Linked DNA regions of Mus musculus: region 1 is linked to region 2. Evidence: chromatin loops called from intact Hi-C (ENCODE). Cell type or tissue: heart. All regions are shown on one strand.

Evidence for each region. Peaks named below come from ENCODE experiments on the same cell type or tissue, not always from the same donor. Only the 100,000 strongest peaks of a DNase experiment are listed, where the experiment ranks them.
Region 1: a loop joins it to region 2, with 7 times the contacts of the local background. A loop is called at or near these places in 40 of 42 quality-filtered maps.

The regions. Positions count from the first base shown.
Region 1 is chr5:33,272,925-33,276,924 of GRCm38, reverse strand. It overlaps Ctbp1 (C-terminal binding protein 1), which reads left to right and starts at 1,921. Exons shown (of 10, transcript NM_001198861.1): 1 at 1,921-2,146. In heart, CTCF peaks have their summits at 1,643 and 2,491; DNase peaks (open chromatin) are centred at 1,794, 2,314 and 2,734; H3K4me3 peaks cover 2,641 bases; H3K27ac peaks cover 2,396 bases.
Region 2 is chr5:33,376,184-33,380,183 of GRCm38, reverse strand. It overlaps Uvssa (UV stimulated scaffold protein A), which reads right to left and starts at 1,488. Exons shown (of 14, transcript NM_001081101.2): 1 at 1,182-1,488; 2 at 859-958. The coding sequence starts at 956. In heart, a CTCF peak has its summit at 1,816 (motif pointing right); a DNase peak (open chromatin) is centred at 1,603; H3K4me3 peaks cover 2,588 bases; H3K27ac peaks cover 2,636 bases.

The DNA of each region.
Region 1 (4,000 bases), 100 kb after region 2:
TGCTGTGTTACCAGGCCCATTCCTTGGATGAAAACCTAGTACTCTCTGGTAAGGGAACAACTGGGATCCCCTTATCACTCTGATAAGTGTGATCCCAGGGAAAGTACAGCTTTGCCAGAGGATAAACAGCTGAGGCAGGCAGGATGGGTCCATTTACCAGTAACCAGTCTAACCTATGGCCTGTGGTGGAGACTGCCAGGGTAAGGGTAAAACATCATACTCTCTTACTGGCACCAGGATGATGGCTCAGGACTTCAGACCTTGAGCAATGCTGAACAGAGTGGAGTGAGGGTGAATGTGGCCCAACAGACACCAGATGCTCTCTCAGGAGCAAGTGCTTACAGGTGCCTTTGGGCAATCCTAAGGTCATAGGGTCTCTTAGGATGGGCATGTTCAGAACCACCTGTGCATCTCCACATCTCTACCTAGTGGCTTTCTACCTCACATCCGCAGGAGCAGACTCCTGCCTGCAGGGACCATCCCTGGAGTAGGAGTCCAAGCCAGTGTGATGGTGACAAGAAGCCTGGGTTTCCGAGGCTTCCTGGGAGGTTTCCGAGGTTTCCTGGGAGGCCCTAAGGGTTTTTTTTTTCTTTTTTTTTTTTCCATTTTTTTATTAGGTATTTAGCACATTTACATTTCCAATGCTATACCAAAAGTCCCCAATACCCACACCCCCCCCACTCTCCTACCCACCCACTCCCCCTTTTTGGCCCTGGCGTTCCCCTGTACTGGGGCATATAAAGTTTGCAAGTCCAATGTGCCTCTTTCAAGTGATGGCCTATTAGGCCATCTTTTGAGCCCTAAGGGTTTTTATACAAGCCCTGATATAATCCCTCACAAGGATGGAGTGATGTGGTGGTCCTAGTCACAATGTGCAAGAAAAAGTGGGAATTTGGGCAGCCTGAGAAGGAATAGGAGGTGTCACTCTGCCATGGAGTTGCTATGTTAGGATGGAACAACTGGGAGGAGCCCTTTGGATGGATCTGTAGGGAGTCACCTGCAGCTCGAGAAAACTGGAACAGACCAGGAGAGACAGTCCAGGATAGGGGTGGGGATTAAGGGAAAGTGTACATCTGCTGGCTTTCCCCCCTAGCCCTCAGTCTATTTAGGAAATACTGTAGCAGGTTTGAGACTCCACCTGTTAGATCTTTTTCTCCATCCATGTCTGCCAATAGATGGAATTGGAAGGTATTTTCAAAGCATTTTTTCTGTAAACAGATGCCCAGGCCCTTGTCATCCCTCATTGATACTGCCCACCTTTCTCAAAGATTTGATTTTCAAAACTCGTAACCATATGGCCTTCAGCATCCTTCAGTTTGGACTGTTCCCGTGATGTTATTATTATTATTATTATTAATTATTATTATTATTTTATTTTATTTTATTTTTTTTTATTTTTATTTTTTTTAACAGCTAAGCGGTATCCCTCGCTACGCCTGTCTGACAGTCCCACCAACAGTCAGTCGCTTACTCTGGGGTGGCCAGCGGGCATCTGTCCCTGCGCACAGATCACTTTCCCTGGCTGGGGCGCTGTCCAGCTCCTGGGTCCTGGGTCCGCGGCCCCAGCTCTAGCGCACAAGGGGCCGAGTGAACCGCTCTCGCTGTCCTCTTGAGGCCCCGGCGACTAGACTGGTAGCGCCCCACGCGGATGGGCTGCTTCACCACTCAGGCTCCGGCCCAGGTCACCGCGCCAAGGAGTGGCAGGGGCGCAGTCCGGGGTACGCGCAGGGGAGGGGAGGCCGGGGGCGGGTACAGCTGGGGGCGTGTCCAGGAAGGGAATCCAGCCTGGGAGGGGCGCTGGGGGTGGGGGCCGAGCGTCGGGCCGGCGGGCAGCTGGGCCCCTGAGCCGCCCGCGTACGTCCAGCGCGCCGCCTTGCCTGCAAACAGCAGACCAACCGAGGCCACGCCCGCGCGCGCGCGCCGCGTGTCCCCGCCCGCTCGTCGGTCGGAGCGCGGCTGGCGGCGCGGTGGCGGCTCGGCACGGCGGTGGCCGGGCGCAGGCGGCCGGGCGGAGTAGCAGACTGCGCCGAAGCCGCCCCAGGCGCAGGGCTCGCGGCGGCGGAGAGCGCCGGACTCATCGGGGCCCGCGGCCACCCGCACCTTTCAATGGGCAGCTCCCACTTGCTCAACAAGGGCCTGCCGCTGGGTAAGGCCGCGCGCGCGCATTTCCGGCTGCGGGCGGGGGGTGGAGGGGCGGGGGCGGGGCGGCCGGGCGCGCGCGGCGCTGGCTTTGTGTGCGAGTGCGCGTGCGCGCTCGCTGCGCGCGCGCCTGGTTGGGGGGGAGAAACCCAGGAGGCCAACGGGTGATGCGCATGCGCGAACTGCTGCACGCGCGTGCGCGTCCCTATTTTCCGATGCCCGCTCGCGACCCGCGCAGGTGACAAAGGGGCCTGTGGTGGTGCGACCCAGACTGTGACCGAGCCGGGCCTGTCTTCCTGGCCCGGGGTCCCGCGAGGATCCTTCTCGTGGACACCCAGCCGGGACCTAGGTGTTCCCGGAGTGACGAGCCTGCGGATTCCGCATGGGCCTCGGGTCGGCAGATCCGGGAGCGGGTAGTCTCTAGAGGTGGCGCTGAGGGAACATGGGTGGCCTACATGCCTATCACCCCTCTGGTCGACTTAGTGATGCTCAGCTTGGCACCTGGATTTGGACCACTTACGTTTTTTTTTATTCATTTATGAAAGTCCTTAAGCCACAGGGGTCCTGCCTGTGGAGGGCAGTCCTTCCTTGGCTGCGTTCCCTGGCCGCGTAGCCTGGCGCACGCGCAGCGAAGACGACCCCACCTTCGGGCGGGGCAGCCGAGAGGTTTCGGATTAGGGAGGAGCCTTTTGCCCACCGTCCAAGTGCCCTACAGTGTCCCTCTCTTTGGCGCTTCCACTTTAATGACCACACGGCTTGACCCCCAGCTCTGTTCTCACAAGGGCACTGCCTTCTTCCTTATAGCCTGAAAGCTGGCAGGGGATGAATCCTCGCAGCGTGTGCTGCCAGCAGGAAATAAGGAACTGTAGGCAGGAGGGAAAAAGGGAGGCGCCCTGTGATGGCCCACTATACCTCTTATCACACAAGGCCATTTTGCAGATCCTGTCAGTTTGTTTCAGGGTGTGGCGGGGTAAGGCCCTCCAGGCCTGCCTTCATCCTGGACTGGTGGTGGGTACTCCTCCCCTACACTGCACCTCTTCAGAGCTGAACTCCCTGGAGGCTCATGTGTATACACACACACACACACACACACACACACACACTTTTGTAGGAAGAGGCTCTGCACCCAAACCAGCAGGGTTATAGTCCAAATTTCCCATGGGGTAGGGAGGGCAGGCCCAGCCCATTGCCTTCCAGAAATCAGCAGGACAGCCTTGCCTGTCAAACCTTTCCTGGCCCAGGGTTATGTCCCTTGTCGTGTTGAGCTTTTGATTGATTAGGACAAATTTGCCTTGTAGGAAGGAAAAGGGAAGGAGTTTAGCTGTCCAGTATTTAGGAAAGTGAACCCAGTGAGCCAGGGTGTCAGCAAGATGATACCTAGCAGTTTTATTCCCCGGGTAGTATGTTCCCTTACTGTGTTTTGCTTTGTCACTTCCAGATTCAGAGCACGTGTCCAATATAAACAGGGATACACAGGATGCTTACCCCAGTGTGATTGGCATGCAGGACATCGGGGCTCCATTATAGAGTTGGACTAACATCTTTGAGACCCCGGGGGAGCATGATCTCTGGAAGAATGATAGCAGGATGTGAATATGGGCTGGGCTCATATGTGTGTTCTCTCTGTTTCATCTGCAACATGGGGTGACAGCTGTGGGATGTGCCAAGTTCAGGGACAGCGTTGTGGTGTAGTGTGGGGTCATACTGTTCTCCGGAACTCTATGAGTTTGCTTGTCTTGTTACTATTTAGGGTGGCAGCTGTGGTTTGAGGCTGCTCTTTCTCTGCATGGCCCTGCTGTATGTGTCAGCCTGGCTTCCACAGATGTCTGAGGGCACTGTGCCATGTTAGTTGTACATAGTG
Region 2 (4,000 bases):
TCTTCTGGTGTCTGAAGACAACTACAGTGTACTTATGTATAAAAATAAATGAATCTTTTAAAAAAATATTGGGTTCTATGATGGTACATGCCTATGACCCCAAAGGAACACTTAAGTGGAAGCAGGAAGATCAGAAATTCACAGCCAGCCTTAGCTACATAGTAAAGAGGTTAACCTGGGCTACATGAGAATCTGTCAGAGAGAGAGAGAGAGAGAGAGAGAGAGAGAGAGAGAGAAGAAGAAGAAGAAGAAGGAGGAGGAGGAGGAGGAGGAGGAGGAGGAGGAGGAGGAGGGAGAGGAGGAGGAGAAGGAGAAATAATAATAATAATAATAATAATAATAATAATGATGATGATGATGATAATAATAGGTAGCTCAGTGGTACAGTTTGCTTGGGGACAGCATGCTTGGGGCTCCTGAGCATCCCTGGGGGTGGGGCGGGGGTGGGGAGGCCAGAGCCACTGACCCAATCATGAACTCTTTACTCCAACGGAAAAGAAGAGGATCTACTTTTACTGACATAGTGTGATAGCTTTATACCTTACAGAAATCGTCAGAGGCACCAAGTTCAGAGTTTGCGCGACATTCTGGACCCAGGTACACCAGGATTACAGCCCCAGAAATCCTTTAGTGGTTCCTGAGACAAGGCCTTACTATGTAGCCCAAGCTGCGGGGAACTCATGCTACTCCCAACTCTACCTCACAACAGGCAAATGCCACCATGCCCTGGTGATCAGATAATTCCTTCCTAGGTAGTGAATGCAGGAGGTGGCAGAGGTGTACAAGAGGGCAGAGGGTCCACAATCTCCACGGTGTGGGTGCTCAGGGGACATTGGCACATTTAGCCTCAATACATACTTGCAAATTTTCTTCAGTTCCTTCATTTTCTGAGCATTGAGTTGGGATTCTCCTGAAGTTGTGAGCTCCTCTATCAACTGTGAAAGTTTCTGATCCATATCTAGAAACAAGGGACGCGGAGATGCTGAGTTAACATACAATAAATACTTCACGGTCTTAGTTTTAAGTTTATGGGGGACTCCAAATACTGGGGATTACGGCAAAGGCCCTAGGGTGTCTCTGTAGGTTGTCTCCCAGGCGAAGAAGGCTAGCCACCACATTCCCACGGAAGGCCATCAAGCCCTTCGGTGATAATTAGCTAAGGTTTTAAAGATGAGACTAACTCCGGCAGTCTTCGGTCAGCTGTGTGGGTGACGTTACCGCGGGCTAAGGGGAAATGTCACTAAATTTTAAGCAAACTGGCCGCACAAGAAACTCGCTCTCTGCAAGCGACAGTCTCTGGACAACTGCGGGGGCGACTGATCCGACCCTGCGGGCCGAGAATCTGACCAGCCACGACCCTCAGTCCGCCGCACTCGCTGCCTCAGGAGACGTAGTACCAGCGTCCCTCAGCCCCGGTGACACGGCCCGCAGGATGCAGCAGCTTGTTTCGCCCACCCCTTCCGGTGTAGACAGAGCTCTCTCTGTTACAGGCCCCAGAGAGCAGCGGGCACACACTCGCGAAGACCCGCGGCGCAGGAGCGGAAGTCACCGCGACGCGCCCGCTCTGGTCCAGTCCCTTTCAGATGAGGCAGCCACCCGTCTCCGTCATTTGCCTGGAGCGGCTCCACAGCGCAGGCGCGAGGACGCGGCAACGCGGTGACGCAACGCTCCTCCAGGGGGCGGGGCAGATCGAGAAGAACTAAGCGCGAGAAAAAGGAGGCGGGAGGGCCCGGCAAGTTCTTAAAGGGGCGGTGGCTTTGGGTCAGGAGTATGAGACTGAGGTGCAGAAAGAAGTTTTGATCTGGGGATCAGTTCTCTGGCCACCAGGAGGCTCGCGGCCTATGTACAGCCTCTGTATATCTGCTAAGAAAGCTCAGAAGGGAATCTGGGCGCAAGTCCGGTTGGGAAGGGTCGGCCCGCCTCCCTGACCGGGTCAGTTGTCCACCCCAGGACAGGCTATGGTGGGAGGCACCGTTGCAAGGCTGCCCTGGGGTAGTGGTGGTTGCACTGATTGGATGTTTTAAAATGTCAGTTCAGTCTCAACGTAGATGATTGTAGAAGATATGTCAGCTCTCGGCTAGAGCTGCTTGCTCCCTTCCTACAGCTTCACAGTGTTCAGGACTCTGGCCTCTACCAACCTCACGCTGCTTCAGCCCAACTCTTGAACGCACAGACCCCGGATACTGCCGCCTTAGCCGGCTCACAACTCGCTCTGCCTTTCCGCTGTCAGCTCCTGCTTCGCTTAGCAAAGGAGAAGCATACACCGGTCTCCCTGTGTATCCGGTTTGGGGTTCGGGTCTGCACCCATAGAGCGGGCATTCAGCCAGTTTGTGTGTCCTGCAGGACGGTCTTGAGCTTCTGGACTAGACTGTTAAAAGCATGGTGTGCCTACTGTCCCACCCACTTACCTACCCTTCCCTGAATCCGGGTCAGTGAACAAAGTCAACTGGACTCCCCCGACACGTCCGTCCCCTCCCCCCCCCTCCCCCGTTCATTTGTGTTGTGTTCAATATGTGAGGATCTGGCAACTCAACTTGTGATGTTTGGAATCTGAGCTCTTCCCACCACCTCTTGGCAGGTCCCAGTCCTCATACACTCGTGAGATTGATCGTGGACTGTAGTTTCTCATTTTACATGCACAGATTGCCCCCACCCATCCCACCCCCAAAATTTAAAGAGAATGAAATGTCTTTAAGATATTATTACATTTTTTTTTATTGGGGGGTTAGAAGGTGGGACCCTCCCTAGTATGATCAGGACAATTTCTGAGAGGTGGTTCTCTCCACCATGTGGGTTCCACTACTCAAACGGAAGTTGCCAGGCTTAGCAGCTGTGTGATCTCAGGAGTTGGAAAATGTCTTTTAAAGAAGTACAAGAAAAGGTTGTGTCAAGCCAGGCTTGTACATATGTGCGGCGGGGCGGGGGGGGGTGGGGGGGGTCCGTCAAAAGTTGAGCTTGCTGCAGACAGGAGCAAGAAGTGGCCTGCCAGCACTTCTCAGGGAGTCCTGGGAAGGAAACGAGAGCAGATCCAGACTCTGAGCAACTCAAGAACTGTAAACAATAAAGCTGATGAAAGGATTGCAAATCTCTTTTATAAGCCACAGTTCAATAGATTTTGAAGTTCAATATTGAGGAAAAAATTATGACAACAGCTACTCAAGTGATATGGAGGGAGGAAATGGTAATATATGTTCCAAGAGTTGTATTCTTACATAAATCGGTATACTACTTGAAGGTATATTGTGATAAACAGTCACATAGTATATGATGTCATTTCAGTTGATGTCAAACCAAATTCGACACCTAATGATATAGCAGATGTTTAAGTACATACTATGGTCACATAACGATGTAACTGCCTAATGACCCATTTCTCAGAACATACCACTATCATCAACAGAACCCCTAAAGTAAAAAAATTAATTAGATGCAACAGGGCAGAGAATGGCTTACTGACAGCATTTACACAGCTTGTGTGAGGCCCTAGATTTGATCCTGCAGAAAAGTGGGTCATCACTCCTAAGATTGCAAAGACAGGCCAGGTGTGGTGGCACATGCCTTTGATCCCAGCATTCAGGAGGCAGAGGCAGGTAGATCTCTGTGAGTTTGAGGCCAGCCTGGTCTACAGAATGAGTTCTGGACAGTCAGAGCAACATAGAGAAACTCTGTCTCACCGCCTTCCCCATGAGACTAATTTAAAATAAACAAAATGGATACAGGTGAAAACAGAAAAGGGAACAAAGAGCAGATGAGACAAATCAGAAACAAGTAGCAGATAACAGACTTAAGTCTAATAGGAAGAGTTACTAGTCAAAGACAGATATGGTGGCACCTGCCTTTTAATTCTCATACCCAGGAGGCAGGGGCAGATGGATCCTTTAAAATTAAAGTCCAGCCTGGTCTACATAGTGAGTTCCAGGACTGCTAAAGCTATTGGGGAATAGGGAGTGCAGAGGGAGGCTATTTCAACAACAAAACAACAAAGGCAAAGGCCTGTATG